Linked DNA regions of Mus musculus: region 1 is linked to region 2. The links are chromatin loops, found by intact Hi-C in ENCODE. Cell type or tissue: heart. All regions are shown on one strand.

Region 1 (2,500 bases), 200 kb after region 2:
ACTCCAGGAAAGATCTAAGTGGTTTATTTATAGACTCCTGTTTAATCCTCACACCGGCCTTATGGTGTGGGTTCCAATCACTGTCTCTACCTGACAGATGAGGAGTTGGAAGGTTTGGGTAAGCTCAGGAGTTGGCCAAGGTCAGGCAGGCAGCCAGTGTGAGGATACAACTTTGTCAGGCTCTCGGCAGACAGTTCCTGGGCTAACAAAGGACTAAATGAACCCGCAGGGGAGGCCTGACATTGCCATTCTCCATGCAGAGGAGGAGAGAAGGCAATGTCCAGTAGGGCCATGTGCTACCTGTGAGAGAAACCACGCAGAGACTGCAAAAGAGAGAGTACTTGGGAGGGGGCTGTAGAGGACGTCTGTGGAGGTGGAAGGGTGAGCCAGAGCTGTGTGGTTGGCAGAGATGGGGTCATGGCTTCCAGGTGGAGGTAGACTAAAGCTCTAAAGCCCCAAATAAGAGATACTTTTGGCTCAAAAGAGGTCCTGATGCCCTGAGGTCTTTCTATATTCTAAAGCTTCCATGAGTCTTATACAATACCAAGGTGATTATCAGGACAGAGTTCCTAGGCTTGTCAGGAGAGAGTTAATGTGATCTAGTTGGTCAAGCCCAGCAGTTAGCCTGACACAAGATGAATGCTACCTGGTAGGGGGACTGGGGTGGGGTGGGGATGGGAGCCCGGAGATCCTCTGCCCCAGTTACTCTGCCGTGAGCATCACTGAGGATGGATACTGACAGGGACTTTGCTCATTAGTAGTAAATCTGAAGTCCAAACAAGCAAACAAAATACAAACAATCAGAAAGAGAGAGGGCCATTGTGTTTTTTTTTTTTTTTTTTTTTTGAGATATTTATCACCTGAGCCCTGGGGCGGGGGGGGGGGGGGGACATAATGGGGGGGGGGGATAACAAAAGTCTGATCCTTCCCAGGATCCCCACGGAGAAGAGAGCTTGCCAAAAGGAACTTAACAAAGCCCATCACAGGTAATCAATACAAAGCAGCCTACAAATCAAAGACAAAGCAGCCACCCTAAGACTTACATCTTGTTTGTTCAGGATTTCCTTGAGGTCAGAGACCCTTGCGGATCCATGGTGGTTCTTAAATGCACAGGTAAATATATTCATGAACTGCCCTCCGCCCCCCCCCCCCCCCCCCCAAGAGGGAAGCCCTGTTTGTCACCCAAGAGAACAACACAAAGTGAGAGTCTCAGGTTCTACCATCCGGTGCTGTGAGCCAGAAGGCCCCAGGAAAGCTTCAGGAGGAAGCAAGAGGGAGCCTATGCTGCCTCCTAGTGGTAGGAGGTACAAGTGACATTCTGGGGTCTGAAAAAGAAACGATAAGTTGTGTTTCCAAAGATGACTGCAGCATTATTCCCAAGGTGTAGGACCTATCCTAGTGGCCCCGCAGAGAGGTGGAGACATTTCCCTCGACTCTGTGCTTGGGGAAGGGTGGTTTCTTGTCTTGGCCATGAAATGCAGGGTAGAGTGACACAAGGTGACTTCAGAGGCTGAGCCTCCACCTTGGCCATCCAAACAACCACTCTTGGGATTAATCCCTTCAGAGAGCTCAAGTGGTCACAGGATGAGGACTGTCCTGGTTAGTTTGACATAAGCTAGAGCCCTTTTGGAAGACAGAAAGTCAATTGAGAAATGGCTCCCAATGGCCTGCAGGCAAGCCTCTGATGTGGAAGGATCTAGCTCATCGTGAATGGTGCCACCCCTGGTCTGGTGATCCTGGGTGCTATAAGAAAGCAGACTGAGCAAACCAGCAAGCAATACTTTCCACAGCCTCTGCATCAGCTCCTGCCTCCAGGTTCCTGCCCTGATTGCCCTGGATTATGGACTACAAACTGTTCATGAAACAGTAGAAGCTAAGTCATTTTTCATCCCAGCCTTATGCTCCCAGAAATAAGACTTGGACTCAAAATAAATTTAGAGATACCTTGGCCATATAGCTAGGCTCTTCTCTGACTAGATCATAACTTAAAATAACCCATATATTCTAATTTACATTCTGCCACACGGCTGGTTACCTGTGCTCAGGTACCATGCGTTCATCTTGTCACATCTTCCTGGGTACATCTCCCACGCCTTGCACCATCCCAGAATTCTCTCTGCCTCCAGATGTCCCACCTTCTATTCTAGCCCTTCCCACAGGCCATAGGTTCATACTTTTTCCTTTCTCTTTTATTTTAATTTTACCTATTTGTGTGTTTGCAGTGCACGTATGTGTGTACCCTGTGCACACAGTGTCTGCAGAGGCCAGAGGAGGGCATCAGATGCCTTGGAACTGGAGTTGTAGATTATTGGTAGCTTCCACGTCAGTGCTGGGAATTGAACCCAGGTCTTCCAGAGGAAGAACGAGTGCTCTTACCCACTAAGCCATCTCTTCAGCTGTGACTGTAGGTTCTTTAATGGACAGGTGGTTTGTCCATATGATACACAAGAGATCCTCTCTACACAAACCTTTCCCTCCCAAGTTGCTCTTGGTCATGGTG
Region 2 (2,500 bases):
AAGTTAGTCCAGGTAACTCTCCAGGCTCTTTCAGGGCAGGGCAGGAGTGGGAGGAGGAAAGGAAAGGTCCATCATGGCCGCCCTTTCCTGAGCATCCCTCACACATACACAGAAAGCAGAGACCCACCCAGACCAACCCACAAAGCAAGCAACACAAGAAGAGGCCTGGACACGATGCCCTCCCATTCCCACCTGGTTTCTCCCCTGGTTGATGAAGGACCTCACCCCTAGCGGGGTCAGGAGGGGTGGGCCCTCTGTGTGGAGTGGGACGTCCTCTGTGTGGAGTGGGACGTGACTATCTGACAAGTGGGAAATCCCCTTAGGCACCAGACATGGGAGCGTCTCAACTCTGCCCACATAGAACCTGATTTTATTTTTTTTCTGAGACAGGGTTTCTCTGTGTAGCCCTGGCTGTCCTGGAACTCACTCTGTAGACCAGGCTGGCCTGGAACTCAGAAATCCACCCGCCTCTGTCTCCCAAGTGCCGGGATTAAAGGCGTGAGCCATGAAATCTCTGAGAAAGATGGCTCACTGGGGCTGTGTGGACCATCTCCCACCAGCAACAGACACTGTTTCCGACTGTATCTCTCTCACTGTGTATGAGCCAATGCTGGGAGCCCCTCTTGAACCCTGACCTCGCCCTTCTTCTCTTTTCTTGGCCTCTACCCTCCTTTGAGCATCCTGATCCTGGAGCACTGGGCTCTTGGGAATTTCTAAGTTGGGATGATTAGGCTCACATGACCCAAACCCAGCTAAAGCCAGACATGGCCCCTGCTGTAATGGAACCTTTGTGTGACCTTGAGCACATGCCCTGCCCCCAACTTCCTACTGCACTTGTGGGTCCTGACTTCCTTCCAGAATCCCTGTGTGCTTCTGCCAGGCAGATCTGCCCTCGGCTGCCTGCAGTCTCAGCGATTTCCACTCTCAGAGCTGGCTCCTCAGGTCAGCCTGGGCCTCATAGCAGAAAGGTCTGGGGCTGTCCTCAGCACAGCCTGTTTGTGCTGAAGTCTGTCACGTGGTAAAGGGGATGAGGAGGATGTGGAGTCAGAGGGACGCCTGAAGGAGGTGGGGCCATCATGAGTCCCTGTAAGGCATCCTCCCTCTTCCTCTAGGAAGATGTTGCCTGTGACAGAGCTCTAGGCCCCCCAGCAGCAGAGGGTCCGAAGCTGCAGGGAGGAGGAGGGGAGCTTAGTTTCTGGCTAGAGGAAAGCAGGCTGTATACCTGTATATTGGGAGCAGAATCTAGGGGACTTATTTCTTAATATAGGGAACATCAGAGAACAACTAAGATGCTGAGGCCAGGGCTCAAAGCACCAAGATGTATTCCATCTGTCCACAGGGACTGTGGTGAAGTGGGCACCCAGGGTCTTTCCCACCCATCCCTCTCAGGGCTGCAGGAAGTATCCACTTGAGATGTCTTCCTGCCTTGACAGCCTTCACCACTAGGGGTCAGCATTGCACAAGGCAGCTGCCCTGCTCTGGGTGGCTATATGCTGAAGCAGGAGTTTGCAAACCATCAGGTCAGTGCAGCACACAAATGCAGCACTAGCTGTTTCCCTGTTCCCCTTACACCCTCCCCAGAGCCCTACAGGGCATATGCAGGGATGGAGGCGCCAGAGGTCAAGGTCTGTAAGTGCACTGTTAGCTAACGCTGGCACCCTGCTGGAGAACATATCCCATTACTAAAGAGTCACACAAGGGAGGGGGACTAAGAGAGACCGCGTGCGTGCGTGCGTGCGTGCGTGCGTGCGTGCGTGCGTGCGTGCGTGTGTGTGTGTGTGTGACACACACTGGGTCCAGGGGGGCTTTCAAAGGCTTTCTATCTTTGTGTGTTCTGGCTATACCTAACTATGTCATGAGAAACATGAGTGTATATACACAAATAGGTAGATACTGTTATTTGTAACCCCGGACTCTGAGATGTTAACATTCCTAGATATTTTACCAAAATAATATGATTATTTTGGACCACAATATGCCTTCCCATTGCCCCACATTTTCGAAGTCTGTAGGGACATGTGGCCAAGTGAGGCCTCCCAGAAAGCCAGTGCTCCTGGGCTTCAGGAGGTCCCCAACTCAGGAGTGTCACACAGCCCACTGCTCTCCCCTTAGCCTCCTTCTCCCTCAGGGGCTCTGAGTGCTCCAGGCTGCTCCTCCACAGCCAGTGCCCAGTGCGGGCTCACCATGGCGAGCTCCGCCTCCAGCTCCTTCATGCGGTTGTCCTTGAGGTCCAGCTGGGAGCGCAGGGCCGCAGCATGGTCTGTGGCTTCCTTGGCCTGCCGTCGAAGCTCCCACTTCTCTCGCTCCAGCAGGTCCTTCTCCTTGGCCAGTGCTTTGACTGCGTCTTCACTCTCCTGTGGTGGGGATGAGAGGGGGGGATGGGTTGTAAAGTGGTGGTGGTGGTGGGGGGGAAGGGCTCATCTGGGTGGGCAGGGGAATGGGGAATCCCAAACACAAGGCTGAAAGCCCTGGTGTGAGGTGGGAAAGCTATGGGGTGGTC

What was found. Hi-C counts contacts between places; a loop is a spot of excess contacts. Peaks named below come from ENCODE experiments on the same cell type or tissue, not always from the same donor. Only the 100,000 strongest peaks of a DNase experiment are listed, where the experiment ranks them.
Region 1: it touches region 2 in a loop (7-fold over the local background); 14 of 42 quality-filtered maps call a loop at or near these places.

The regions. Positions count from the first base shown.
Region 1 is chr4:142,347,827-142,350,326 of GRCm38, forward strand. Gm46875 (a long non-coding RNA gene) reads left to right here. Exons shown (of 3, transcript XR_003955299.1): 1 at 1-2,500. Among named protein-coding and RNA genes, the nearest start is that of Gm46875, 44 kb to the left of the region's middle. In heart, a CTCF peak has its summit at 1,305 (motif pointing left); no DNase peak of the experiment used is centred here.
Region 2 is chr4:142,152,247-142,154,746 of GRCm38, forward strand. Kazn (kazrin, periplakin interacting protein) reads right to left here. Exons shown (of 18, transcript NM_144531.3): 7 at 2,184-2,354. Among named protein-coding and RNA genes, the nearest start is that of Gm35581, 26 kb to the left of the region's middle. In heart, a CTCF peak has its summit at 1,444 (motif pointing right); DNase peaks (open chromatin) are centred at 905 and 1,435; H3K27ac peaks cover 1,640 bases.